Regions from separate parts of the Mus musculus genome. Here region 1 is linked to region 2. A link is a loop called in an ENCODE intact Hi-C map of the cell type or tissue named here. Cell type or tissue: heart. All regions are shown on one strand. Links, peaks and the distances in the headings refer to the core of each region. The heading gives the core; the rest is flanking DNA. Region 1 holds the start of Sbds (SBDS ribosome maturation factor). Region 2 holds the start of Mrps17 (mitochondrial ribosomal protein S17).

The links. Hi-C counts contacts between places; a loop is a spot of excess contacts. Peaks named below come from ENCODE experiments on the same cell type or tissue, not always from the same donor. Only the 100,000 strongest peaks of a DNase experiment are listed, where the experiment ranks them.
Region 1: it touches region 2 in a loop (18-fold over the local background); 6 of 42 quality-filtered maps call a loop at or near these places.

Annotation. Positions count from the first base shown.
Region 1 is chr5:130,245,480-130,260,320 of GRCm38, forward strand. It overlaps Sbds (SBDS ribosome maturation factor), which reads right to left and starts at 10,051. Exons shown (of 5, transcript NM_023248.2): 1 at 9,731-10,051; 2 at 8,460-8,589; 3 at 5,335-5,535; 4 at 2,807-2,971; 5 at 253-982. The coding sequence starts at 9,858. The coding sequence ends at 854. Tyw1 (tRNA-yW synthesizing protein 1 homolog (S. cerevisiae)) reads left to right here and starts at 11,558. Exons shown (of 16, transcript NM_001015876.2): 1 at 11,558-11,714; 2 at 13,454-13,575. The coding sequence starts at 11,711. In heart, for the core only: CTCF peaks have their summits at 9,024 and 10,526 (motif pointing right); DNase peaks (open chromatin) are centred at 9,012, 10,062 and 11,412; H3K4me3 peaks cover 3,838 bases; H3K27ac peaks cover 2,430 bases.
Region 2 is chr5:129,708,925-129,724,076 of GRCm38, forward strand. Mrps17 (mitochondrial ribosomal protein S17) reads left to right here and starts at 6,573. Exons shown (of 4, transcript NM_001356959.1): 1 at 6,573-6,625; 2 at 6,760-6,839; 3 at 7,803-7,942; 4 at 8,992-9,770. The coding sequence starts at 7,820. The coding sequence ends at 9,231. In heart, for the core only: CTCF peaks have their summits at 6,522 and 8,274; a DNase peak (open chromatin) is centred at 6,537; H3K4me3 peaks cover 1,558 bases; H3K27ac peaks cover 977 bases.

The DNA of each region.
Region 1 (14,841 bases), core at 6,842-14,841, 540 kb after region 2:
GCCTCTGTGGGCTGGGGTCCTGACCGAATAGAGGAAAACTGAGGGACTGCAGATGTTGACCAGCTGCCTTGCCATTCTGCCACCACGCCTCCTTTGCTGTGAAGGCCTGTGACCCCTCACTTGCTGAGCTGCGTGTGGTAAAGCCTCACCTTCCTTGAGATGGTTTTCCAGGCATTTCGTCACAGCAATGAGTAAAGTACCGAATACAAAACTGGAGCAAAGGGGAAGCTGACTAGAAATGCAAGCCAGAGCTTAGTAAAAATAAGTTTTATTGATTACATAGAATTTTAACTATACTAACATATATTATAAACCTTTAAGAATTAGTATTAAATGACTGTATATATTTTCCCAAGAATAATCTAAGTCAGTTTTGGTAGCATGTTGGTTGAAAATTAGAAAGTCAAATTCTCCCTAGTCATTATAAATCTATTGGGAGGGACCCAGGAACTCTTCTCTCCATGCTCACACCCCATACCTGCACTTCATTATTCAGAAACACCCCATCTTCTTTCCAGCAGGCGTACCCCCTTTGTTATTCAGACCCCTCTCCAATGATCTGTCATGGACTAACTCTACCTTCTTATCCACCAATGCTGTCTCTGGTCCCCTGGAACTAGAAAGGCAGACGCAGCAGTGAGCAGCTGTTCTGGACTCTGTATTTTAGGTTATTTTTCATTTTTGCTGGAAACCCCAATTGACAACAAAAATACCCAGGTACCTGGGTAAATGTTTAACACAAGATGGAAAGTGGCACGTCGCGTGAGCAGGGCGTTTGGCAGGTCACAGAACGAGCTGCTGCTGTGAGGAACAAGCGTCCTCGGTCGTGCTCCAGTTGAGGAGCCGGGCGGTGTCATTCAAACTTCTCATCGCCTTCCTCCACGTCCTTCAGACTGAGCACTTCCAGAGAACCCCTGCCTTTCGTTTCCTTTTTTATTAGCTCATCAATTTCTCTGAAGCAGCCTGGGTCGATGAGGCACACCTGCAATGAGTAACACAGCTGGTTTCCAAGGGAAGATGGGCATCGGCACAGAATAAGCCCAGTTTGAATGCTCAGGGCAGATCTATGACTGTGTTCTAGGTGCTGCTCACATGGAGGCCAGGGCAGCAGGCTGGGCCTGGGGTTCTGTCTCGATTCTAAGCACCTACTGTTGGACTTTGGGAAAGGCACTTATCCCGTGTTACGGTTTGTATATGCTCAGCCCGGGGAGTGACACTATTAGAAGGTGTGTCCCTGTGGTCATAGGCTTTAAGACCCTCATCCTAACAGCCTCGAAGTCAGTATTCTGCTAGCAGCCTTCAGATGAAGATGTCGAACTCTCAGCCCCTCCTGTATCATTCCCACCTGGATACTACCATGCTCCCACCTTGATAATGGACTGAACCTCTGAACCTGTAAGCCAGACTCAACTAAATGTTGTTCTTTATAAGACTTGCATTGGTCCTGGTGTCTGTTCACAGCAGTAAAAGCCTGATTAAGACACCCTTGAAGACTCACCTGGCCAGTGCTGCAGCTCATACTGAGAGTGAGCACTGCTTAGCATCAAGACCCTGGGTTCAGAGGCTGTAGAGATGCTCAGCACTGGCTGCTCTTCCAGAGGTTCTGAGCTCAATTCCCAGCAACCACAAGTGGCTCACAACCATCTGTAATGGGATCCGATGCCTTCTGCTGTGTCTGAAGACAGCCACAGTATACTCATATATAAAATAATAAAATTAAAAAAAGACCCTGGGTTCAATCCCTAGCACTTCACTCCTTTCTAAGACATCCATATTCTCCCTCCCCCGTGGGGTGTGTGTGTGTGTGTGTGTGTGTGTGTGTGTGTGGCAAACCATGGTCCTCTCCAGGATGAAATGTAGCATTAGACTTTTACAGGTCACCACTAGTTGTGAGACAGCCCAGAGGCATACTGAGAAGCCATGGTAGGTTGTGACAAGTTCAGGTGTTTCCAGTGTGGGCAAGCTGTTTCTGTCTAGAGTAGTCAGCTCTGCATCAAATCCGTTCACTGTGAATGCTAAACCATGTTCTGGTAAAAAGAGCTGCTAACTGCTAGTCTCAAATTTACTATGGAGCTGAACTCCTGATTCACCTGCCTCTGCCTCCGGAGTACTGGGATGGCAGGCGTGCATACCTGGCTCCACTTTTATTATTAGTTAGCCCATAAGAGAAGATTCAGTGTAAAATATATCTGATTTCAAAGAAAATGAATATGGCCAACACAATTCTGCTATGAATGCTTTGACAAAGAGGCAAATAAGAAAACCTTGTGAATGCTTAACTGCCCCATCCTGTTTACACATGGATACGTTAGCCTAGCCCACACCCTCTAAATACTGTTCCATGGTTTAAACAGGAAATGTCCTCAACAGGCTCACATGTTCCAAGTCTGGCTGGAGGTGCTATCCTGTCACACCTGGGAACTTGAGTGGCCGAGGTCTCCATGGAGGGAGTGGATTCTTAGGGACCTGTCTATAAGCTACGCCTGCTCTCCAGTTCCCCTATCTGCTCTCCTTCCTGTCCTGCCCAAGTACATGAGGCCAAGCGTCACGGGCTGAACCCTCAGACTGAGCCAAAAAAAAAAAAAAACCAACCAACCAACCAAAAAAGAACCAAACCCAACCCCCTTACTTCCTTTCATCTGCTCTCTCAAGTGTTTTGGTCACAGCCATGCAAAAGTAATGAACACAGCACTTATGATCAGGAACGAGGCTATTTGGGTAGAAGGAAGCCAAGAATAATAATGTGTTAAGGTCATAATCATGGGACCTTGGCTGCGCCACCTGCTCCCCGCCACCATCATCTTACGATCTCCAGCTGCTGGCTGTAGTCCTCACTCTCCACCACCTTCATCAGTGGCTTCAGCTTCTCCTTCAGCTTCTTCCCTTCGTTCACTGGCAGGATGAAGCGCAATCGCATGTGGGCCCGCTCTATCTTCATCTTCTCTTTCAGCTGCTTTATCACTTCCAAAGCCTTTAAGACAGAACAAGGGGTGCTCGTTACTTAGTTTTTGTGCTGCACAAATTTATATGTTAGACATGAACAAAGCAGTTTCCACATAGCTGCCTTATGCCAGCAGTTTCACAGCCAAGGTACCAGCAATCCTAGAAATACCTAAAAAATGAGCTAGTGTCTCATTTTGTGAAATGGAAAAAAAAATAATTTTTGCTTCGGCAGAAAGCAACGTTAAAGGCTGGGACTCAGTTCAGTGGTGAAGCAACTACCCAGCATGCACGAGGACCTGGGCTGTCCTCAGCTCTCTAAAAGCAAGAAAATGTGTGCGGTGGGAATTTCGTACATCTCTAGAACAGACAAAATGTCTTTTTGTTGGCCTCGGAGACTTCTAAGCCAACCCTGTTTTAAGCCATGAACCTTGAGGACCTGAGCCCATAGCTGAGTTCACAGTAATTCTAACAGTGGTGAGAGCAGAGACATGCTCCTTGGGAAAATGGCCCAGAGCTTCCCACCAGCCGTCCAGCAAGGCCCTTCCCACTCTGTGGACACCCGTGCCTGAGAAGCTGTCACTGGGTAGAAGACTCAGTGGCTTCCCTGAAAGTCTAATAACAGTCATCCAGAGTGCTGGGACGCCTAGTGATACACAGTAAGGTCCTCACAGGCCTTTGCCTTGGCACCTCTGCCACTGACCCGCAGGCAGCGTCAGTCACTGGCAGCTGGATGTGGAGGAGACGGGGGCTGAGCTTGTGCAATCTGAGGTTTATGGAGAGGGGAACAGTGCACAGGTGGTCGATGTGAGCTCGTTAGTCCCTTGATGACTCTCCTGTGCTTGTTCCCTGTACAGAGAAGCCCCTGGTTGGGTTGTGGAATGGACATGAGTAGTTCTGAGGTTGCCCAGAGTTCTTGTGTATGGAGGTTCTTCTCTGGCTCCTTCCAGTTTTCCACCAGGCCTTTTCTGGACGTACATGATCAGGTCTAAGTCAGGCCACTGCCTAAGCAGTAATAACTCAGGCAGGCTGTTAGTTATATGGGTCATACTATACTTCGTGCTGTGAAACACCATTGCTCGCTTGCTTGCTTGCTTGCTTTCTTTCTTTCTTCCTTCTTTTTTTTTTTTTTTTTTTTTTTTTGGTTTTTCGAGACAGGGTTTCTCTGTATAGCCCTGGCTGTCCTGGAACTCAGGCTGGCCTCCAACTCAGAAATTCGCCTGCCTCTGCCTCCCGAGTGCTGGGATTAAAGGTGTGCACCACCACACCCGACTTGTTATTTCTTTTGAGTATGCATGTTATATGAAAATGCAAGAACATGCATGCATGTATGTCTGTACATGACCCATATGGCCATGTCTTCTTCTATGCCCTCTTCTGTACTCTCAAGACAGGGTCTCTCACTGAATTTGGAGCTGCTCTGGTAAACAGCAGTTCCCAGAAAGCCTCCTGCCTCTGTCCCCACAACACTGGGGTTACAGGCGCAGAAGCAAGGGACCCAATTTGGCTTCGTATCCAGGTCCTGGACATCCAAATTTAGGTCTGCGTTCCTGTGTAGCAAGTGCTCTCATGTCCTGAGCCATCTTCCCAGGCCTTTATTTTACAGAATCTGTCATGCAGCGCAGTTCAAGTTTGTCTCAAATTTGTTATGTGGTGAAGGATGCAGTTTTGCCTCCACATCCCTCAAGATGAAGGTACCAGTATTTCTAACTTGAAAAGGTTATAAGCTCTGTGAAAGCACTACAGAGCTGAATAATCTAAAACCAAACCAAACCAAAACCAAAACAACCGGTGACTTTATTTTCTGAGCCAGGGTGTCAGTCTCGCAAGTGCTTGGAATCCAGGCCAGCAGAATGGCTGGCGTGACAGGGCTGAGCTGTAGGAAATATGTTAATAAACACAAACAGCAAAAGGGCTCAGGTGACTCAAAGTCCAAGCTTTCTCTTTAAAGGTTTGAGCTGGGCAGGAAATAAGAGTTCTGTATGAGCCAGGTGTGGTGGCCCACGCCTTTAATCCCAGCACTTGGGAGGCAGAGGCAGGCGGATTTCTGAGTTCGAGGCCAGCCTGGGCTACAGAGCGAGTTCCAGGACAGCCAGGGCAATACAGAGAAACCCTGTCTCGAAAGACCAAAAACAAAACTAAAAAAAAAAAAAAAAAACCCCCAAACAAACAAACAAACAAAAAGAGTTCTGTGTGTATTTGTGTTCCGTCACACTGAGGAGCAGCAGCTAAGGGTATGGCTCAGCCGGGAGAGGGTCTGCTCAGAATGATGAGCACCAGCACAGCCAGGCAGCCTGGAAGTGTGTGCTGCTGACCCCAGCACCAGAGATAGGGAGGCAGGCGCATCAGGCACTTCCATGGCCTTAGGTCCCGAGGACAACAAGGAACCCTTACCTGTTGCTTTGTGCTCTTGTTGGGTTTCACGGAGTAGTGGATGTCCTTCATGGCTCTCTCGATGAGGATAACGGTGTAAGGTCTCTTTGTTTCTGGGTTCACACACTTGTCTGCCACAATGGTGGCGATATCCCTAAACATCTGCTCCAGCTGTGTGTGCCGTTCTTTATCTGACACTTGAACTTCTCCTTTAGTCAAAATCTAAAGATGGCAGAACATAGAGAAAGCCCTCATCAGTTCTGGGTATCTCTCTACTGCACAGGTAGGTAGCGGGGAGGAAGGGAGGCGGCGTCCACTGCAGCTGCTCACGCAGAACCACGTGCTGCCTTAACCCAGCAGCAGCTTACAAGGAGTTCCGCGATCCCACTTACTGAGGGCCAGGGAGAAAGCCCATTCAGAGCAGCAGTGCTCAGCCTATGTATGGGTCATGACACCTTTGGGGGTTGCATATCAGATATTGACATTATGATTCCTAACAAGAACACAATTACAGTTGTGAAGTAGCAGCAACGTAATTTTATGGTTGGGGGTGGATCACCACAACATGACGGACCGTGTTAAAGGGCGGCAACAATAGGAAGGTTGGTGATAGTGTGCACCTTGCATGCTAAAGGCCCTGTGTCCAATCCTCAGAACCCCCACCACAGAATCCTCGCCTCCCCGCAGAAAAAACCCACAGGCCGCTGTGGTGGCATGCAATTCTAATCCCAGGTATTGGGAGGCAGAGCCTAGAAGATCTCTAAGGTTGAGGCTGGCCTGGTCTACATAGCAAATTCCAGACTAACCAGAGCTATGTAGTCAGATCTTACTTTAAAGAAAAAAAAAAGAAAGAAAAAGAAAAAAATGTCTGGGGTTGAGGGTGGGAAGCACAATCAGGTTATTTTCTAAAGTTTGATTTAAAAAAAAATGCAGAAGAAGGACATAGTGTCACCCTTTGTCTCCAAAAAACAAAAGAACGAACAAACAAAAACAAATATAGGAGTTTGTCGTATTCCAGCATGGCTATCATACTCTCTGGTAAGATGGAGAACCAGAGCCAGTTGGTGATGGCCAGGCCTTTAAGCTTAGCACTCGGCAGAGGCAGGAAGATCACTTGAGTCTGAGACCAGCCTGGTCTACAGAGTGAGTTCTAGGAAAATCAGGGCCACACAAGAGAAACCCTGTCTTGAAAAACCATGATGGGGAACCAGGCAATCATGCAGCTCCTAAGGATGGGCTAAAAGATGGGTTCAATGTCAAGGCCTTAGAAAGGAAACTGCAGCCAGGCAGTGATGGCGCAAGCCTTTAATCCCAGCATTTGAGAGGCAGAGGCAGGCGGATTTCTGAGTTCGAGGCCAGCCTAGTCTATACAGAGAAACCCTGTCTCAAAAAACCAAAAAAGGGAAAAGAAAGGAAACTGCAAATTTCAATGCCCCAAGTTGGTGGAGTATTTAAGGTCCCACCAGCCTTAACCTAAAACTGGCAGAAATGCTCTGGGAACCATCGACAGTTACAGAAAAGCCACTGAAGGCTAAGAGACCCCTCAAACAGGACAACCAACTCTCACTCTGAAGAAGACGGTGGGGCAGACTGCTGAGGCAGAGCACTGCCCCTGCCTCTGAGCATGGCGATCCAGAGAAAGGTCTTTCCCATCAGTCCTCTACAGTGAGTTTCAATCCTCAGCATCCCGAACAAGGAGTGAGGACTCCTTGTACCTGCATCTCCTTTGCCTTTGAAGATGTCCTTCCCACCATGTGGATCTAAGTCACTGCAGTCTCCTCTCCACCTTGGATTTTCAATTGCCACCTGTTTTTTTTTTTTTTTTTTTTTTTAAATAATACAGGTATTTAAACTTCATCTCTCTTTATAGTTTATGTTTGTTTCAATAAAGATGGGAGTGCATAGAAAGTAGACTTATTAATATTGTGACTGGTATTTTTCGGACTTAAAGCAGCATTAAAAAAAGGTCCAAGGTTTGTATTAACGTGACCCTGGGGGGAATGGAGGGAAGGCAGTGTGGCAAAGGGAGCTTGCTGCTCTTCCTGAGGACCAGAGTTCAATTCCCCGCACCCAGACCACTGGGCCAACAAACACTTCTTACTCCGAGTCCAGGAGATCCAATTTTTGTTTTGTGGTTATTTTCTGGTCTCTCAGGCAACTTGCCCCAATTTGCACATGTGTATACACATTAAAAAAAAAAAATAAAAGGGGGCCGGGCGTGGGCGTGGTGGCGCATGCCTTTAATCTCAGCACTTGGGAGGCAGAGGCAAGTGGATTTCTGAGTTTGAGTCCAGCCTGGTCTACAGAGTGACTTTCAGGACAGCCAGGGCTACACAGAGAAACCCTTTCTCGAAAAAAAAAAAAAAAAAAAAAAAAAAAAAAAAGTTGGGCATGGTGGTATGCACCTTTAATTACAGAACTCAGAGGCAGGTGGATCGCTGTGAGTTCAAGGCCAGCTTGGTCTACACAGTGAGTTTTGGGCCAGCCCGAGCTACATAGTGATACACTATGTGTTGGCTCCCCTGCCCCCATATCTGTGTATTTTCCCACTTCATCTTGGGGTGTGTGTATGGGGGGAACTGAAACCAAAAAAACCCACGACACTGTTTTATGTAGGGAGTGAAGGCTTACATCCTAGATAGCCAAAGCAAAGATACTGCATACTTGGGTAAAAGTGGAGATTCCGAGGAGGGTGGGTGAGGGTGTTTGTGTGACCTGTAGTACTCATTTTAGTATTTGTAGGCTTAGCTTCCCAATTATTATTTCAGAAACATGACCATAGTAAGTTTCTTTTCTTTGTGATAGTATCTGGAGTAGTGGATTCCGGTCCTAATCACTGCATGCTATTATAATGGATGTGGGTGAGGTGGCATGTCCCTGGAGGAATCAGAAGTTCCATGCCAGCATGGCTATCCCCTGAGTTTGATGTCAGCTTGGGCTACAGAGTGAGATTCTGTCTCAAAAAAATAGCAACAGACAAATACCATACAGACCTCCCCAAATTGCCCAACAATATAAACTGGAGGTGGGAGGGACCCAACAAATGCTAAAACAACAAAAACTCATCAAGAAAAACAGTAAACACAGTGGTCCAGATGTTGCCTACCATCGTGAGATTTTGTTACATTGCACCTGGCAGGACCTACCTGCTTGCAGATTTCAGTCTGGTCGTCTGTCCCAAATGCACTGATGAGGTCTTCCTTCTTGGCAACCTGACCTTTGGAAACATTTACAAACACTGAATGGGTCTGCAGAACTTCATCAAGGTCTTTTTCCCTTGAAAGGGCAGGAGAGAAAGTCCTATGTGAATCCACTGGATAGTAGAAAATCCACTCACATTTAAACACAAGATAGCAACAAGAGAAATGGCAAGTGCTGCAAGCTGGGTGTGATGTGCACATCTGTAACTCACCATTTAGGAGGCAGAGGCAGGGAAATTGGGAGTTTGAGGCCAGTCTCAAAAAAAAAAAAAAAAAAAACCAAACAAAACAAAAAAAAACAAAACAAAAACCCTAAAGAAAAAAAAAAAGAGAAATCTCACACACACACACACCACACTCTCTCTCTGGTGGCTACCTGCGAAGGACAGTATCTGGATTCTCCCACTTCACCACAGAGGGAAAAACTACATCATTGTTTTATGTAAGGAAACTCAGGGTGTGGTGGGGAGTGGTGTTTCTTCTGTCCTGGAATATCTGTCCCTAGATGGCAGTAGCGAAGACACTACTACGCACTTTGGGAAACTGGGGATTCTGAGGTGTGACGTTTTAATTTCAGGATTTGTAGGTGTAAGATTAGCTTCCCGATTGTTATCCCTGGAAAATGACCATAATGTTTCTCTTCTTGGAGATAGCATTTGGAATGTTGGATTCCTGTCTTTTTTTGTTTTGGTTTGGTTTTTTTTCGAGACAGGGTTTCTCTTTGTAGTCCTGTCTGTCCTGGAACTCACTCGGTAGACCAGGCTGGCCCTGAACTCAGAAATCCGCCTGCCTCTGCCTCCCAAGTGCTGGGATTAAAGATGTGCGCCACCACCGCCCGGCCGGATTTAAACATTTAATCCAAGAGGCTACTGCAATTTCGGGTCCTCTTGACCGCAGCTTTGTTTTATTAGTACAGGGTCGGTCACGGTCTCTCTCACACACACATACACATACACACACACACACGTTCCAGGCTGGCCTGGAAATCGCAGCAATCCTCCTGCCTCAGTTTCCTGGGCGCTGGGATTACAGGCCTAAACCATCGGTCCCACCCGGCTCTGATGGCGTTTGTAGTTGGCAGTTTTTATGATACTAACAAAATCCCAAAGCAGAACCCAATCCGAATCGGGTAAACCAGGCCTGAAAGGTACCGATGGGTCGCAGGAGCCGGGGTTAGGGAGGCCAGGCCGCCGAACTCTGGGCACAGGATTACTCACACGCCACTCCGCCAGCCGACGACCTTGTTTTTATAGCAGGCGATTTCGAAGCGCTTCCCTCCCCGCTTCATCCGCACCACGGCCACATTGGTCAGTCGGATCTGGTTGGTGGGGGTGAAGATCGACATGGTGGCTGTTCACAGATCTCGAGCTCGAGGGGACGCCAAGTGCTCGGCTGAAACGACCCTGCGGCGCGCGAACCCTTAACGCCCAAGGAGTGCGCGGCTCTTCCGGAACCTACCAGGGAAGAAGCTACCGCACGCCCGATTGCCCTACTGCACATGCGTCAAGTGGCGCACTAGCCAGGCAGCCGATAAGAAAGCAACCACGCCTGCGCGCCGTGACTTTTTACGCCCTCTAGTTCCACCCTCAAAGGAAGGCGGGTCGTTCTGTGATGACGTCATTTACAGGCGCCAGTTACGCCTACCTATTATGGGTGAGTAATGTTTATTATCTGGGTGGAAACATGATATTTTGGTTGAATAGTTCTGCAGAGTTCAGAGGCTGCGCTCATTTTAAATTTAAAAAAAAATTTTTTTTGATTTATTTATTATATGTAAGTACACTGTAGCTGTCCTCAGATACTCCAGAAAAGGCATCAGATTTCGTTACGGATGGTTGTGAGCCACCATGTGGTTGTTGGGATTTGAACTCGGGACCTTAGGAAGAGCAGTCGGCGCTCTTAACCACTGAGCCATCTCGCCAGCCCTATTTTTTTTTTTTTAAGATTTACTTTTTAAAAGATTTATTTATTTATTTTATGTATATGAATACACGGTAGCTGTCTTCAAACGCACCAGAAGAGGGCATCAGATCCTATTACAGATGGTTGTGAGCTACCATGTGGTCCTGGGAATTGAACTCAGGACCTTTGGAAGAGCAGTCAGTGATATATATACACACATATATGTGTGTATATGTACACACATATATACACACACACATATATATATCTTTTTTTTTTTTTTTTTGAGACAGGGTTTCTCTGTGTAGCCCTGGCTGTTCTGGGACTCACTCTGTAGACCAGGCTGGCCTCGAACTCAGAAATCCGCCTGCCTCTGCCTCTCGAGTGCTGGGATTAAAATCGTGCGCCACCACGCCCGGCTATAACTTTTAAAAGAAGTAAATAAAAACTCTCTTGGCTTAGTCACCTATGCACATGGGAGTCAGAGGCAGGCTAATTGCGTTGTAAATTCGAAGCCATTTTGTTTTATATAGGCGAGTTACAGGCCATCCAGAGCTACACAGTGAGACTCTTTCTCCAAATAGTAGCTATCCTGAATCTCGTGATCATTTTGTTTCAGCCTCAAGAGCGCTGAAATACAGGTCTGTGTCATCAAGCTGAATTCCTTTTTTCCATTTATTGACTGATTGATTGAGGCAAGGTCTCTTTATAGCCCTGGCATACGTAGTCCTGGAGCTCACTACGCGGCGGAACAAGCTGTCCATTAACTAGGAACTCCCAGAGATCCGTCTGCCTGTGCCTCTGGAGTGCTAGGATTAATGGTCAGTCAGCAGCATGCCAGGTTGTCATTTATTTCTTGATAGTACTGCCCTCTGTCCTGCCCTTTCCCCTTCTGAGCCGAAGCGAGAAATAACAGTGGAGCAGGAAGCTCGCTTGCTTTTGCATCTCCCGCTCTGGACCGCGTTTCCCACAGGCCCGCCCCTTTCCACTCTGAGCCAATCCGAGAAGTACAGGAAGTGCTCTAGCATCTTTCCCAGGTTTAGAAGTGATGGCTTCTCTCTGGTCCCGCCTCTTTTCTATTTGAGCCTATCAGAGAGGAAGTTAGAGCTTCCGCTAGCTCCTTTTTTTTTTTTTTTTTTTCCTTCTGGGCCCGCCTCTGTCCCCTGCAGCCAACGCGGGCAGGTCTGCCGACTGCATGCATGGCTTCCCTGTCCCTGTAAACTCAATCCTCCTGTTCGCTGTCCCTCTCTCTTTGCGTTTGCCGGTTGACTTGCGTAGCTCGGGCCCCGCGGAGGATGGGTGAGTCTGGGCTGGCCAGGGTCTCGGGCGGGCAGAAGGCAACAGATTCCCCCTCCACCGAGGGCCTTAGGTTGCTACACTTGATGTGTTACTGTTTGTTTTTACTGTATCTTATTTTTTCTTCTTTCCTTTTATTTCTGTTTTCCTTTTAAAAGGGCCGTTTTATGTATCCCAAGTTAACTCAGAACTCACAGTGTAAGCTCAGGAAAATTTGGGACTCACTGTGTAGCCCCTGTGTGGATCTCAGCTTGTATAGCAACTAGTTCGGCATTCAGTGGATAGCCGAGGCTCACCTGGAACTCACTACCCAGGGGGATTAGGAAATTGCTCTGTAGTCTAAGCTGGCCTGGAACTCGGATGTAGCCCGGGTTAGTTTTAAAAAATAACGGGGGCTGGAGAGATGGCTCGGCGATTGAGAGCACTGTCTGCTCTTCCAGAGGTCCTGAGTTCAATTCCCAGCAACCACATTGTGGCTCACAGCCATCTGTATTGAGATCTGATGCCCTCTTCTGATGTGTCTGAAGACAGCTACAGTGTACTCATATACATTAAATAAATAATTAAAAAAAATTAACGGTGTTCCTCCCACCTCAGCCTAACTGAACGCACATATTAGCAGGAGGCTGTCGCTCCTGGGAGCTCTTAACTAGGTTTTTCCCTTTCTGAGCCTAAGGACCACGTTTCGATGGAAGTTGGTCTAACCTCAGGGGCGTCTGATGGTGGTAGCTCCTTATCCATGTTTTGGGACTTCTGGGTCTATTAAACAGCACCTGTAAACAATAAATTTCACCGGGCTGTGGTGGTGCACGCCTTTAATCCCAGCACTTGGGAGGCAGAGGCAGGCGGACTTCTGACAAGGCCAGCCTGGTCTACACAGAGAAACCCTGTCTCGAAAAACCAAACCAAACCAAACAAAACAAAACAAAACAAAAAAAAAAAACAAAACAAAACCAAAACCAAAAAAAAAAACCCAAAAAAACCAAAAACCAAACAAAAAACCAAAAACCAACAAAACAACAACAACAAAAAAACCCCAATAAATTTTAGATTTCAAGTCCTGTGAAAAAAATCTTCACCTTCTGTGTTTAAGGCTCTGGTTGAACACAAGTCAAGCTTGCGCTGGTGAAGTTGATTTGTGGTTAAAAACACTTGCTACTTTTCAGGAGGACTGGGCTTCACCTCTGGCCTCCAAGGTTCATCACGCCTCCATGTAACTGGAAGTAATACAAATAAACCCTTTTTAATGGTGGCACCTGCCTTTACTCCAAACACTTGGGAGGCAAAGGCAGGGGGCCAGCCTGGTCTTCCTAGAGAGTTCCAGGACAGCCATATCTATGTAGAGAGGCTCTTTGTCATAGAACAACAACAACAATAGCAACAACAAAAAAAGAGTCAGACACGGTGCCATTTGTACTCAGAGGCAAGAGGATTGTAAATTTGAGGGCGGGCCCGGTCTCCAAAATGAGACTTTGTGTCAACCAAAAAACTGACCCAGCCATCTACATTTCCTAGATCATGACATTGGCTTATAATCCCCCCCCCCCCCCCCCCCCCCCCCCCCCCCCCCCCGAGTCAGGGTTTTTCAGTATAGCCCTGGCTGTCCTGGAACTCACTCTGTAGATCAGGCTGGCCTCAAACTCAGAAATTCGCCTGCCTCTGCCTCATAATTCTTACAACATCAATGGGCATCTTTGTGTGTGGCCGCGTGTGTTGTTACATATGTGTGGTTTTAAACTCAGGTCCTCTGGATGTGTGGGACTTGTCGCCTTTGCTGTCACTGTGGATGAACAGGTTCTACATATATATGGGCTGTGCCCTGGGCCTTACCCTTTGCATCTGTGTCCAGATCATCAAGAAGCAGGTAATTGGGGGAGGTTTTCTCTCTCTTTCTACCTCTCCCCTTAAACACTTTTATTTTTAATTAGGGGGCCCATGTGTGGGTATGTGTACAGTGCCTGTGGAAGATGGAAGAGGGTGTTGGATCTTCTGGAGTAGGAGATACAGGTGGATGTAACTGGTATGGGTGTTGGGAACAGCTTAGTGTGTGCTCTCGACAGCTGAGTCATTTTCTCTGCTGCTTCATCTAATTTTGTGATCCGGGGTCTCCCGTTTAACCTGGAGTTTGCAGATTGGGCCATGGTCGTTGGCCAGTGAAGAACCAGTTCGTTTGCTCGCTCTTTCTTTCTTTCTTTCTTTCTTTCTTTCTTTCTTTCTTTCTTTCTCTCTTTCCCTCTCTCTCTCTTTCCTTCCTTTCCTTTCCTTCCCTCTTTCTTTCTTTCTTTCTTCCTTCCTTTCTTTCTTTGTCTTTTTTTTTAAGACAGGGTTTCTCTGTGTAGCCCTGGAACTCACTCTGTAGACCAGGCTGTCCTCGAACTCAGAAATCTTCCTGCCTCTGCCTCCCAAGTGCTGGGATTAAAGGCATGTGCCACCATGCTTCGCTGGCTTGCTTGCTTTCTTTCTTTCTTTCTTTCTTTCTTTCTTTCTTTCTTTCTTTCCTCCCTCCCCTGCACTGAAATCACAGGTATGTGTCAGCACACCCAGCTTTTATTTATGTGGGTGCTGGGGTTTGAACTCAGGTCCTCTGTGTGTGTGCACGCACACACACAACTGATGGATCTGGATTACCTGATCCACCTCCCCCTCATCTTTCTTTTCTTCTAAGAATTTTTTTTTTACATGTATGAGTCTTTGCCCACATATAGGTCTGTGCCCTTGGAGGTCACAAGGGGGCATTGGGTCTCTTGGAGTTACAGATGCTTGCAAACTACCATTGGGGGTGCTGGGAACTGAACTCTGTCTTAGTCAGGGTTTCTATTCCTGGACAAAAACATCATGACCAAGAAGCAAGTTGGGGAGGAAAGAGTTTATTCAGCTTACACTTCCATACTGCTGTTCATCACCAAGGAAGTCAGGACTGGAACTCAAGCAGGTCAGAAAGCAGGAGCAGATGCAGAAGCCATGGCTTGCTTCCCCTGGTTTGCTCAGCTTTTTCTCTTATAGAACCCAAGACTGCCAGCCCAGGGATGGTCCCACCCACAATGGGCCCTCCCTCCTTGATCACTAATTGAGAAAATGCCTTACAGCTGGATATCTTGGAGGCATTTCCTCAACTGGAGCTCCTTTCTCT
Region 2 (15,152 bases), core at 2,446-10,445:
GAACTCACACAGGGCAGGAACCCGGAGGCAGGAGCTGATGCAGAGGCCATAAAGGAGTACTGCTTGCTTACTGGCTTGTTCCTCATGGCTTGCTTTCTCACAGAACCCAGGACCACCAGCCTACAGATGGCCCCACCCACAGTGAGCTGAACCCTTCCCCATCTGTCCCTAACTAAGCTAATGTGAAGCCATTTTCTCAACTGAGGCTCCCTCCTCTCTGATGGCTCTAGCTTGTGTCGAGTTAGCATAAAACAACCCAGCACCATCAGTTTGAGTTCAACATGAGTGATCTGAGAGCCTGTCTCAAAGTAAACAAAAGAATTTGAAGGAAATAGCTACAAGTTGAAGACTGACTACCTCTGCATAGCACGTGACATTGAGTCAAGTCCACAAAATTAGAAATGTGAGCTCCACGCTTAAAAGCGTAATTCCTAGTCATGTGGTCCCTACTCTCCTGGGAGAAGCCCACACTTATGCTCTCATGAGAGTCTTCTCTTCTTCCCAATGGCTTCTCCTTCTCACAATCCTTGTGCTTAAACTCTGTGCTGAAAATGTGTTTTTAATAAATTCCAACTTTTTCTGATAAAATAAAAAAATGAATAAAGACTAATTACCGATGCCTTAAACAAACAAAGGTATTCTTCTAGCATATCAACTTGGAGCAGAAGGGGCCTGGAGAGGTGATTCAGTGGATAAGAACATTGGCTGCTATTCCAGAGGGCCCATGTTCAATTCCCAGCACCTACACCAGCTGGCTTACAAGCCTCTGTAACTCCAGCTCCAGGACGTAATTTCTAGCTCCAGGAGATCCAAAACCTCTGGCCTCCACAGGATGCTGTAATCATATGCCACACCCACACCTATACACAGTTTAAAATAATAGAAAATCCTCTTTAAACATAGAGCAGAAACTAAGTTTCTTTAGGGGTACCCATGAGATACTTTTCCCCCCTAAAAATGCTAGGATATGATTTTTTTTCCTGCTCCCTTGAAATTTACACCAGTGATTCAAAAGCAATGGTGTTGCTGGCCACTGGTGGTGCAGGCCTTTAATCCCAGCACTCGGGAGGTAGAGGCAGTTAGGTCTCTGAGTTCGAGGCCAGCCTGATCTAGAGAGTGAGTTGCAAGACAGTCACGGCTACACAGTGAAACCTTGTCTTGAAAAAAATAATAAGGGGGGGCAGGCTTAATGGCATACATCAGTTGACCCGGTCAAAGCAGGAGAACTTCAAGCCTGAAGCCAGCTTGAGATACTTAATCGAGGCTTAGTTGAGGTACTTAGTAGTCTGCATTGTCTGGGGGGCGGGGGTGGGGAATGGAGGAGGAGGAAGGGAAAGAAAAGGAAGAGGTTCAGAACTACAGGATCTCAGAGGGCAGACAGAGGCCCCATCATTCACCATCTCCACCTCCACGTCTGCCAGGAAGAGTCAAGGTAGCGATCCTACAGGTGCAGCTAAGTAAACTTCCATAGCTGCACCCAGAGTCAGTGACCCTGGAAGACAACAGAACGGACACGCGAGAGGAAGCTTCTACAATTCAGAAACAGGACTACCATTGCATACAGAGGGAAACAAATTATCCTAGAATCTGCCATCCTCACTCTCTATCTGGAAGAGCGGGGCGACTCCCTTTGGCCAGGCAGGATACGCTCAGAAGGGAGTCTCAGAACACTCTTATCATCGGTAAGGATGATAACAATGATCCCAGCTCTGGGGAAGTCTTCCAAGCCTTGCAGGCTAGGGAGTTACCGAAACAGGCACAATTGTCTTTCTTTGGAAAAAGATACCTCCTTATCCCCCAGCAAAGCTCCAGAGAGCTGAAGCCAGAGTCACCTTGAGATGGAATCCATTGTCTGACTCCAAACTGAACAGGTGGTCAGAAACCCCTGGGATCCGTTCTTGTATTCCTCATCGCTGGGGGGTGTGGGGCGTGGGGTGGGGGGTCCACTAACAAAAACAGCTCAAGGGTGGTTTGGTTGGTTGGTTTTGACTTTGACTCTGTACCCTTTGTCTGAGGGTACAGTCAGTCGTGGTGGGAATAAAGGTTTATGTTGTCAACCCAACAGGACGTAGACCCACCTAAGAGATGAGCCAATGGCCGTGCCATTAAGGGATTAGTTATCTAAATCAGGTTAGCCTGTGTTCATGCCTCTGCTGTATCATCTACCTGAGCTTGGTCTCTGAGTATTGTCACTGAGATGGGAAGACCCATGGAAAATGGGCCACTCCATTCCCTAGCATTTCATCTGGAGCTGCACAGAAAAGAGGAAATGCATACAGTTGTGCCTGCTTCCTGACTACAAGGTGCAAGCTGCCTTAAGCTTCTATCATTGTGGCTTTCCCACCTTGATTGATTGTGAACTTCAAACCATGAGCCAAAAAGAACGCATCTGACAGGATCATCTATCACAGCAACAGACATATCGGCTAATATAGAAAGCTGGTGTGGAGGGATGGGTCAATTGCAATAAAACCCAACCTTGTGGTTCTTAGGCCTTTGTGGGAAGAACGTGTCAGAGTTTGTAACTTTGGACCAGAAACATGGTTGATTAGTGTAAGCCTAGCTTCACAGGCCATTCTGGTAGCTCAGAAGACAAGAACGTTCAAAGACAAAGGTGGATAGTGTAGTCCCCTCTCAGGAGGCTTCAGAGTTAATTCTCTGAGGAACTGAGCTAGTGGCTGTAAGTGTTACAGCCCTGAGGAAAAAGGTCTGTCCCAATAGAAGTATTGCAGCTCTGAAAAATGTATCTTGGCAGTCCTGAGCTGAGAAATACCACAAAGTCACACTGCACAGCAAACCTCACACAAGAGATTTATTGGGTAAGACACAAAAGAGTGGCTATCCCTGTTCAAGCAGGATGCAGCAAAGAACTGACTGGGAGACGGGCTTCTATAGGGTTTCTGGGTACTGGGGTGGGGAGTAGAGACTTCATGCTCATGGATAGGTGGGTTTTCAAAACCCAGAAATGAGTTTAGACTTTTATTTTACCCTACAGGAGCCATTTGTGTGACGTTCCAGCCAAAGCTGGCTTTGTTCTGCCAGTGCTCAGAGAAGTTAGGTTGAACGTCCAAGTACGGACTGATGGTTTGGTGGAAGAAATATCAAGACAGGTGAATGTTCAGGCTTCCATGTGGCTATTGTTTACCAGGCTTGCCTGGGTCTACAGTGAAAGGGGGGCCAAGAGTTGGGCAGAAGAATATAGCAAAAGGCACAGTTGGGAGGGAAAAGGGGTACCTACAAGTTTGAAATTATAGCAGAAGCAAGTGCTGAAAAAAGACAATAGCTGTTCAGGAGGAACCTCCCTCTGTGCTGGAGCAATAAGGTGTCCTGAGAACAGGTCCCTACCCATCAAAGGCATGGGAGGAGAAACGGCCTTTATCAGAGTGCTTGCCTCCCATATGGCAAGCCCTGGGCTTGATCCTCAGCGCCACATAAAACAGGACAGGGACGAACATCCCTGTAACCCCAGCACTCAGGAGGTGGAGGCAGGATGATCAGACATTCAGTCATTCATGACTGCTTATCGTGTCCAAGGCTATTGTAGCTAAATAAAACCATGGTTGGTTGGTTGGTTGGTTGGTGGGTGGGTGGTTTTTCAGACAAGGAGAGGGTTTCTCTGTCCTGGAACTCATTCTATATACCTAGCAAGCTTCGAACTCAAGAAATATGCCCTCCTCTGCCCCCTGAGTCCTAATCTTGACTCTCCTAGCTTGTCTCAGGTCTCTGTCCCTTCACTGTCTCTTCCTGCTTATTTTCCTCTGGACTTGGTGTTTGGCTCGTACTTCTTTTCTTTCAATATAAGGGGGCTTATTTGGGGAAATGGAGTGGAATGAGGACCTGGAGAAGGGGTAGAGGCAGATGTGTGGACATGTAGACAGGGAGACAGACAGGAGCAGAGCCATGAGTGCAGAGAAGAGGATGGGGCACAGAGAAGGACAGAAAGAGAAAAGGAGAGGGAGGGGGAGGGAGGGAGGGGAGGGAGGGAGAGTGAGCGCTGGAGTGGATATCACACCAGTCCCAAGGCACCTGACATCCTCATGCTCTCTGTGGGCACCAGGCCTGCACATGGAACATATGCATACATGCAGGCAAACACACATCCACATGAAATAATTTTTAAGTTTTAAGATTTAATTTTATTATGCGTGCTTGTATGTTTGTGTGTGTGTGTGGGGGGGGGTGTTCATATGTGTACAGGCACCTGTGGAGACCAGAGGTGTCCAGGTCCCCTGGAGCTGAAGTTACAAGCAATTGTGAGCTGCCAGTAACACTGGTGCTGGAAACTGAACTCAGGTCCTCTGCAAGAGCAGTATGCTCTCCTAACCACTGAGCCCTGGCTCCAGCCCTGGCTTACATACAGGTTTTTATTCAGGCCCCTTCTGCCAGACCACCCTGAGTACCCAAGCACCCGGCTTTGCTGTTTGGATGTGGTTTTCCATCATGCAAACATCAGCTTTTCCTGATGGCTCTGACTTGGTGATCCTCTGACTTTCAGCACTTCTCATTCCCATGTCAGCCTGCTCTGCCCCTGCCTAAAGGGCTCCAACTAGAGAAAAGACTGCTCTAACTTAAAGTAGCAATAATATGGACAGTTTTCAAAATGCAGCTCTGTGAGGTGCCCAAGCTCTGGGCTCACAGGAGTGACTTTTCTCCTATGTGTGTCAGGGATGGGCTGCCTAGCTGCCTTCTCAGGAAGCCAACTGCACTCCTTCATTTATTCTCAGAAACCTGTTCAGTTGTTTTGCTATATAAATTCTGCACATATATATATACATATTTAAATTTATATGTGTGTATATATGTGTGATTATACATTATATAATATAGAATGTGTATACATATATATGTATGTATTTTAAAGATAGAGGAAGCATATATATTTATATATAGTATATATATATATGTGTGTTGTGTATGTATGTATATGTTTTGTGTGTATATATTTTGTGTGTATTTGTATGTACAAATATATTGTGTCTGTGGGGGGGGTGTCTTAGGGTTTTACTGCTGTGAACAGACACCGTGACCAAGACAACCCTTATAAGGACAACATTTAATTGGGTCTGGCTTACAGGTTCAGAGGTTCAGTCCATTATCATCAAGGCAGGAGCATGGCAGCGTCCAGGCAGGCATGGTGCAGGCAGAGCTGAGAGTTCTACATCTTCATCTGAAGGCTGCTAGCAGAACATTCGCTTCCAGGTAGCTAGGATGAGGGTCTTAAAGGTCACACCCCCAGTGACACACCTACTCACACAAGGCCACACCCGCTAATCGTGCCACTCTCTAGGCCAAGCATATACAAACCATCACAGTGTGTGTGTGAGTATAGTGTGTGTGTGTGTGTGTGTGTGTGTGTGTGTGTGTGTGCATAAGCCACAGAACAAAGTGGAAACTGAAGGACAGTTTTGGGGACTAGGTTCTTCCTTCCACCATGTGATTGTGAGAATTGAAATTGGACAATCAGGCTTGGTGGTAAGAATCTTCACCTGCTGAGCTATCTGAACGGCTTGAGTTTTTCTTTTTTTTTCATTTGTATGTGCTTGTGTGTGTGTGTGTGTGTAAAGAAATGTTCTCTGTATTTACACTCTTTTATTACCTACTTCATAACTGGTTTGGTTGTTTCTCACTTGCCTCTAATAGACTTTTGTCTCCCTTTTATTCATCTTTTCCCTGCAATGCCTAACAGATTCTTAGAATATATATTCCATAAATGTTTGCTAAAAAAAAAAAAAGGGTTGGACAGATTGATGCGTTGTTTTATTGTTGTTATTTTAATACTGGGGATTGTTTCTAGGACATGGTGCATGAAAGAAAAGCCCTTGGCCATTTGACCATATTTCTGTGCCACCACGTCCCCCTTTAATATTAACTTGAAATTTTTTGACCTACATATTATACATCTTTATGAGATACACTGTGATATTGCAGTGCACACATACAGTAATGTCAGGGTAGTTGGCATATCCATACACTTATCACATCTTTGCCTTAAAAATATTCCAAACCACCTGTATCTGCTGCTTTGATGTATGCAAATATTACACTGTGCAACAGGATATTAGAAATTATTGTAGATCAAGCCTGTAATCCAACCCTGGAAAGGCGGAGGCAAGGCAGATGTAGTGTGAGACTGAAGAAAAGAAAAGAAAAGAAAAGAAAGGAAAGGAAAGGAAAGGAAAGGAAAGGAAAGGAAAGGAAAGGAAAGGAAAGGAAAGGAAAGGAAAGGAAAGGAAAGGAAAAGAAAAGAAAAGAAAAGAAAAGAAAAGAAAAGAAAAGAAAAGAAAAGGAGTTTCTGTCTGACAAATACAAGGCCCTTTGATTTGAAGACATGTCCAATCTATTCCTGGGAAATCAAAAGAGCAGGAAACAAAATGGAATCGGAAAAGGTAGGACCCTCCTGCGCATCTATTGCAGTGCCTATAAAAAAAGAATAAGCGGGATACAATTAGCCCCAGGACTTCCGCCGGGAGGTGCTTGTTCAAATAGATTGGGCGCGTTCTTATCTTTAGCCCCGCCCAAGACTGACAGGACTGGCGCCCTGTGAAATGGGAGGGGTGGGGCTAGCGCACCGTGAGCGTCATCACGCTGCGCCCATGCTCCGCCGGCCTTGTGGTGGACTCCGGAGGTGAGCGAGGGTGTCAACCAGGTCTGGGTTCTGGGGGTCAGCAGTGCTGCGTCCCGTGTCAGTTTCCCTGGTGGTTTCGGTAGCGACTGATTCTCAGAGCGGCCCCGAGTCATAGTCTCGTCTTTCCTCTACAGGAACCTGGCTCACCGGCCGAGGTCTTGCCGTGAGCCCTTGTGTGTACAGTAGCAGGCTGTAACTGAGACAGACAGCTGCAGTAAGTGCTGTGGCCTCGAGATCGTGCCCTGGTAACGACAAGGAATCAACACCGCAGACTCGAGAGTTGAGCGCTTCAAACAACCCCGTTTATTAGTAATACTCCCTAACCCGGGACCAGTTCCAAGAAAGGTTACCAAGTGACAAGGTGTTTCTAAATGGTTACAGCACAAATAATAGTGGGTAAAGAGTAAATAAGGTGACTTGTCTTCTAGTGAGCTCGTAGGTACCTGTAGGTAGAAGAGCTTTGCTCTGTAGAGCTTCTGTGATCAGTAGCAGGGGAATTTTTCCGAATGATTAAGTTAGCTGGTCTCTTAACTGCTTATTTTCCCACTGTATCCTTCCTCATTTGGATAGAGGGACTCCAGTGTGACCAGTTTACTTGTGTGCTTACACACTAATAGTTCCTCGAAACACTTGTGAGCAGGCCATGTTATTCCTAACTTTTCTGTATAGGGAATATGAGGGTTAGATCCATTTTCTACTTTGTAACTATTATAAAGATAAGACCTTTAAGGACCTCTGGCCTGGCTGTTTCAGAAAAGTAGAAAAAATGACTACTGGACACAGGCATTGCTCCTGACAAAATTCACTTGATAAGCTCTAACCATCTGAAGGCTAGTTTAAATGGGGTATTGTGGCACCAGCCTGTGTATAATTTCAGAGGATCCCCTGTAACGGGTGCTACAGAGGTTTTGAGCCACCATAAGGGTGCTGGAAACTGCACCCAGGTCCTCTGGAAGAGCAACCAGTGCTTAGCTGCTTAGGTATCGCTCTAGCCCAACTCATGGGAGGCTAATGTAGAAACATCTCCCAATTTAAGGCAAGCCTGGGCTACCGTGGAGAAAGGTAAACTTCAAAAAAATGAAACAAAGCCATTGGTTTGTTAATGGATAGGGGAAAGGGGGCAAGACTGTGTCTTAACAATGTTAAGCTTTGAGGGTATTTTCTTGTTTTATTTTAGGTGCTTACAGACACATAATGTCAATAGTCCGTTCATCCGTCCACGCCAAATGGGTTGTGGGGAAGGTGATTGGTACAGCCATGATAAAAACGGCTAAAGTAAGAGCGACCAGACTTGTTTTGGATCCCTACTTACTGAAGGTGAGGACCAACACTTGTTTTAAAATGCCATCGATAAAGTTACCAACATTCCACTGCAGCTGTTCTCAGCCTGTGGGTCGCGACGCATTTGGGAGTCACATGCCAGATGTTTACATTATGATTCATAACAGTAGCATAATTATGGCTACGAGGTAGCAATGGAAATCATGTTATGGTCGGGGGTCACCACAGCATGAGGAACTGTATTAAAGGGTCGCAGCGTTAGGAAGGCTGAGGACCACTGCTTTAGGGTCTGAGCGGAAAAGCATTTCCCTGTCCATAAAAGATAAGTTGAGCATCTGCAGCAATCTGCTATACCCACTGCTGACCTGTAGGTGTAACCGGGTTCATAGGAGGCTTTCAGGAGCACACACGTCATTCTCAGGTTTCCTGTAGTGACTAGCTAGGCAGAACAGCACGGGAACAGGATAAACTCTTAACCCCTTCTTCCCAGGTTGCCATAAGTCATCCCAGTAAAGAGACATTTGAGCCGACCCTCCAGTACAATTTTATTCCTTGACCGGGTAGCAAGAGTCTTTCCACCATTGATGAATACAGCTGTGATAGGGCATGGCCTCCTGCAGAAACAGCAAGTGGTTTTAAGGAATCAAGGACAGTTGCTTTGTTGCTCTGTTTTGTTTGGGGACAGGGTCACTCTATGTAGCCCTGGCTGTCCTGGAACTCAATATGTAGACCAGACTGGCTTTGAACCCACAGAGATCCACCTGCCTCTGCCGTCGGTCTGCACCACTATACCTAGGAATCCATAAGGACCAGCTTAAGGAGTGAGGCAGGGGATCCTGCAAAACCGTGGAGTAGAAACAATAAAGAGCTGAACTAGAGTGACAGCAGTGGGAGTGGCGTGGGCAAGGCAGACCTGGGCAAGAAGGGATGGAGCTGTGGTTTGTGAGATGAATAGGGAGAGGGGCAGCTTCCCGGAGTTGTTTTTCTGTGTGTGTGTGTGTGTGTGTGTGTGTGTGTGTGTGTTCTTTTTGCATCACAGATCCCAGATGGGAGTTACTGATCTGCCACTCTCCTTCCCTCCACAGTACTTTAATAAACGGAAAACCTACTTTGCTCACGATGCCCTTCAGCAGTGCAGCGTCGGGGACATCGTGCTCCTCAGAGCTTTGCCCGTCCCACGATCGAAGCATGTGAAGCACGAACTGGCTGAGATCATCTTCAAAGTCGGCCGAGTTATCGACCCCGTCACCGGAAAGCCCTGTGCAGGAACTGCCTACCTAGAGAGCCCCCTCAGCGAACCTCGGGAGGAGCTCAAGGTCTCCTGAACCCAGGAAAGGAGGAGCCAGAGGCATTTCTGTCTGTGTGTTTTGCTCAATGGTTTTCATTACTGTTTCTCCTGTGACATTAAAAGTAGTCAGCAAAGTAAAGAGCTTAGTGCTCCATACAGGGTTGCATCCTTTTTCAGATTCTCTGAACTGAAGGTACTGATTACTCTGTATGCCTAAGGATGCGGCATCATTTTGTGAGCTCTCTGTCCTGGATCGTATGTATTGTCTCATTGTTCATTGCCTCCCCCAAAGAAATCTTGGACTGAGCACCTTTGTTTTGAAAGAAGAAAACCTTTTGATAATGACATAAAAGGCTAAACTTAGTTTTGGCAGCTTGATTTTTCAAAATTTATTGTGTGTGTGTCCACAATGCCTGTGTGGGCACACCTGTGCCACCACACACACACTGTGGCAGCCAGAGGACAGCTTTGTGGAGTCCGGTCTCCTTTCACTCTTACGTGGTTCCCAGTAACACACCTGTACCCACTGAGCCATCCTATTGACACTGAGTTTTAATGATTCATATTCAAAGTAAATTGGCCTGTTTTGTTGTGTTTTGGGAGACAAGGTTTCTCTGTGTAGCCTTGACTGTCCTGGAACTTGCTCTGTAGACCAGGCCGGCCTCCATATCAAAGGCCTAGCCTCTGCCTCTGAAGTACTGGGATTTAAGGTGTGTGCCACCACTGCTGACTAGTAAATTTAAATTTTTTCCCCCTTATTTCACCAACTTGCAAGGAGAAATGTTTTAAATGCTGTAAAGACTCTTACTGTAGAAACTTTGGCCTATATATTTCAGTTTTCTGACTCCTAGAAGGAGACTTGGATTTATAGTCCTATCTCAAGCACTAGGCAGCTGGGATTAGTAAGTGTATCTCACAAGGCCTAGTTTACTAGACGATACCAGTGATGATCATCAGGCTCCCAAAGTGGAGAGGGACCCATAGGTGCCCTTAGGACAGATAGGACCCATGGAGAGACCAGATAACTTCCTGAGGGAGGGAGGGAGGGAGGGAGGGAGGACCTCAGGGCCTCTCTGCAGACTCAGGAATGATGGGTATGGAGAAGGCAGTTCAAACAGGAAAGTGTGAAGTCCTAAATAACATGGCCGGTGAAACTGGAGAGATGGCCCAGTAGTTAAGAGCTCTTGGAGTCCAGAATTACCTCGCAAACTACACGAACACCAATCTCAGTCACACAGGGAGAGTTTATTGAGCATATACCCCAGGACTTCAGGAACTGAACCATGACCCCATGGTAAGAGCCTACAGGATTTTTAAGCCCAAAATCAACAGCCAAGTTATTTTACCAATCAGGATTTAGTAATAGGGCATTTCCTTAGGAATACGTCTTTGTTGTACACTTCTGTTTCCATTGGTTGAGGTATTCAACTGTGGCAGGAGACTTGCCTTGTTTAATATTCATGGTCTAACCTGTCTACCAGGATGGGACTTGTCTAACAGTCCTGACTTAACTTGCCATCCAGGGTGTCAGTTACCCACTTACATGGCTCTTTCTGCCAAGTAAGATGTCAGTTCCCAGGGAGGTTCTGGGAACTTAAATTTTACTTGACCACTACTCAAAATGGAAGTTTTAGTCCAAATCATTCCTTATATTGGTACAGATGTCTCTTGTCTTGGGGTCCATCCCAGGGGCAGCTTACAAAAGCAAATACTATAAAAGTGTATAGACAGGTGCAGGGGGTGCTGCTGGGTGGTTGGTCTGAGTCCAAGCTTATTGTGGGTAACTATGCAAAACAGTTCTACTGACTTCTATCCTGATTGGTTCCCAAGGGCCCAGAACACAACAGAATATGTAATCAATCTCGGTGTTAGAAAGGTTCCTAATAACAGCAAAACCATTTGAGAAAGTCATGACAGCAGGCAGGCTAGGGCTGGAGAGATGGCTCAGCGGTCAAGAGCACTGACTGCTTGTTCTTCCAGAGGTCGTGAATTCAATTCCCAGCAACCACATGGTGGCTCACAACCATCTGTAATAGGATCTGATGCCCTCTTCTGGTGTGTCTGAAAACAGCTACAGTGTACATAAATAGGTTTTTTCTTCTTCCTTTTTTTAATAAAAAACTAATGGCAGGCTAGCCAAGTAACTGCTACCTAGGCCTTAACAGGAACACTGGCTGCTTTTGCAAAGGACCCAGGTTCAGTCCTCAGCACCCACATCGCATGGCAGTTAACTGTTAACTCCAATTCCAGATATGGCGCCGCCTTCTGTTCTCAGTGAGCACTGCATGCATGTAGTACACAGACATGAGACATGCCAGCAAAGCTCTCATGCATAAATAAAAATCTTTTTTTTTTTAAACAAAGCATAACCAGGAATTTTTAAAGCAGAAGAGAATTGCTAGGGCAGTTTGAACATAGGTAGATATTAGAGAAATAGGATAATGAATTTTTTTAAAAGGTTATCAGAGAAAATGAGGGTAAAGGTAAGCAGCACCAGTATGAAGAGCTGCATGGAGTAAGATGCAGGGCCGGGAAACTGGCTTTTAAAGACTGATCCCAGGCCTGGGCAGTGGTGGCACACACCTTTAATCCCGGTACTCAGGAGGCAAAGTAGGCAGGTAGATCTCTGGGTTTGAGGCCAGCCTGGTCTATAGAACAAGTTCCAGGACATCAAGGACTACATAGAAAAACCCTGTTGGGGGTGGGGAGGGGGAAAACAAAAGCCTGATCCTAAAACATAAACACCTTGTACAGAGAGGTGGGATAGCTTATGTTACTAAGGGAAACTCTTGACTTGGTGCCAGGATAGGTCATGGGAAGGGAAGCCTTTTAGACCAGTGGTTCCTAAAGCTGCAACCCTTTAACACAGTTCCAGGTGGGCATCTCTGCAGACCCGCCTGGAGACGATAGAGGAATGGTGTATCAGTTCCTACAGACCTTTGAGCCCCATGGGCTGAAAGCCCGTTTTAGAGCATCTGGGTCTCTGGCAGTGGGGTCTATGTGATCCTCTCAGCACATCTCAGGTCTCCATCTCCAAGCGTCTATAAGATACTTGACCAATTGATGTGCATGCTGATGCATCGTTTTCATTAAAGTTTCTTGGGCTTGAGCTACAGTTCAGTGGTAGAGTACTTGCCTGGCAAGCACAAGACTCCAAGGAGAACATGATGGTGCTCACCTGTAAGCCAGCAACCTTGCCACCAAGCCTGACAGTCCAAGTGCATCTAAGTTCCTGGGACACACATGGTATAAGAAAATACCATAATAATAAATAATAAATGTAATTTATAAATTTAACTTTTTTAAAAACCAGGCATCAGGATATGGGTCTGGTAGTGTACCCCTTTAATCGCAGCACTCAGGCAAAGTGCAGAGGCCAGCCTGGTCTACATTGTTGAGTTCCAGGCCAGCCAAGGCTACATAGTGATTCTCAATCTTTCTAATACTGTGACTCTTTAATACAGTTCTAAATACACGTATGTGGGTGTGTCTGCCTGTGGCAGCCCACCTGAAGAGGATAGAGGAGTCCTGTCTCAGTTCTTAAACCTAGCTTCATCTTCGATAGTTGTCTTTGGAAACCTCTTTGAAAAGATCATTGGACCAACTGCAATGGCATCCTGACCCCCACAGGTTGAGAACCACTAGGGCCTTGCCACACCACCTCCAGTAGGATCTGTGTGACAAATTCCACAGACTGAGGCGATTGACCTCCTGGAATTGGCTGTGGAACTCTTTAATGGAGAAAATATATTGAGCCGTAGTTCTCATGGCAGTCTATCTGTTTTGTTTTCTCTTATTCTTTTCTTATTTACACATTCCTGGTAGCCTAAGATGGGGGTCACTAACATGACCTTATCCCCAGGGAAACCAACACTTTACTTTCTAAATCATTTACAAAACTTGTATGATAAAAACTTTCCCAACAATAAAATTTCATATGGCTACTTGTGTGTCATCAGAGGTGGATTTTGGTATATGGTAAAGAAAGCCTTAATTAGAAAGATTTAAAATAGTTTAAATTTATACATTGAAGATTATAAAAAATCAGGCACTAGATGTTAAATAATAATTGACCATGGGGCTGGAAAGTTAGTTCAGTGGTTAAGAGCACTGACCATTAAAGATTTATTAACCTGCTCCTGGAAATATGTCACTAGCCTTGGACGACAGCCCCCACTGTATACATCCTTTTAGAATTGTTATATTTTGATGATTTACATTAATAATGATGTTATCTGTTCTGTTGTGATCCACTGAACACATAGTTTCAGAGTTGTAATGCTTGGATGATTTTTTGTGCTTTACTGTGCCAAATGATTTTTGTTGGTTTCTGTGATTGTTTCACTGGATATATACTTTCTAAGAGATATAATGTTTGTTTTTTTAATGTATAAAATCCCCTGCTTGAGAGCTGCAGAATACACTCAGATTCAAACTGCCTCTGTGTTTGTTTCTGTTTGTCACCACCAAATCCTTACCCACCTAGCTTCAAGAACCCTCATTCCAGGGACCCCCCCCCCCATACCTGAGTGGGGTGATCCATGGCAGGGCCTAAAGCCACTTGGGTAGTGGCATACACTTATTTTTTTTTAAATTTATTTATTTTATGTATATGAGTACACTGTAGTTGTCTTCAGACACACCAGACAAGAGCGTCAGATCACATTGCAGATGGTTGTGAGCCACCATGTGGTTGCTGGGTTTTGAACTCAGGACCTTCAGAAGAGCAGTCAGTGCTCTTAACCACTGAGCCATCTCTCCAGCCCCCTACACTTATTTTTTTAATCAATTAATTTATTATTATATCTAAATACACTCACTGTAGCTGTCTTCAGACAAGCCAGAAGAGGGCATCAGATCTCATTGCAAATAGTTGTGAGCCATCATGTGGGTGCTGGGATTTGAACTCAGGATCTTCAGAAGAGCAGTCAGTGCTCTTAACCCCTGAGCCATCTCTCCAGCCCATGGCATACACTTATAATATAGCACTCAGGAGGCTAAGTGCTGAGCACAGCAAGCCCAGGCAACTTGGTAGAACCTATTTCAAAAATAGATTGAAGATGCAAGCTCATTAATAGAACACATGCCTAACATATTCAAGGCCCTAAGTACAGTCACCAGTACTTAGGAAGGGAGGAGAGCACTGGACTAAAGAACTAATGAAACTTTAGAGCCAAATGGCAATGGGTTTGGGGGTGGGGAATACAGGAAAAATATGGCCTAATGCTAAGGAGCACAAAAGCAGAGTCATCAAAGAAATGCATAAACGCCAAGTTTGCATTCCAAGAGAGAGTTGAAACTCCTAACCTATAAAGTTGAGTCAAGTGCAATACTGCATACCTATGATCCCTGCACCGCAGAGACAGAGGCAGGAGCATTGAGAGTTTGAGGCCATCCTGGTCTGAATAATGAGGTCCAATAACTAAACAGCTTATGACGGCTCTGCAAGTAATCTCAACCCAGGAGTTTACCCTGAGATTACAAAAGGATTCCTGTCAGAACAGGCAGGACCCAAGGATGGAGTCGCATGAGGGGAACTCTGAATGCTTGTGAGAAACTCCAAATGAGTCTTGTAACCTCAGTTTCTTCAAAACACAAAACTTGTTCATAGACTGTGCTTCACACCCCTCCCAGGTGTAGCGAATCGCAGTGAGTTCACTCCAGATCACTCATTACTGCTTGCTGCTTTTATTATTTTTTTGCCACGTGTGGCTTGTCCTTATGATTACACACCTAACTCCTGTGGTTCTTCTATACCCTCAGAGTATAAATCGTCTGATGCTCTGAATAAACGCTATTGCTTGAGACTTTAGTCCGCCTCGTTTTTAGGCTCCATTCTCCCAGGTTCAACCCCGACTCAAGAGCGGTAAACAGATTACCATCAGTTTGAGGCCGGACTGGGCGCCACATAAAGACCCTGTCTCAGCTAAGTTGAGAAATGAAGGATCTGTATAAAAA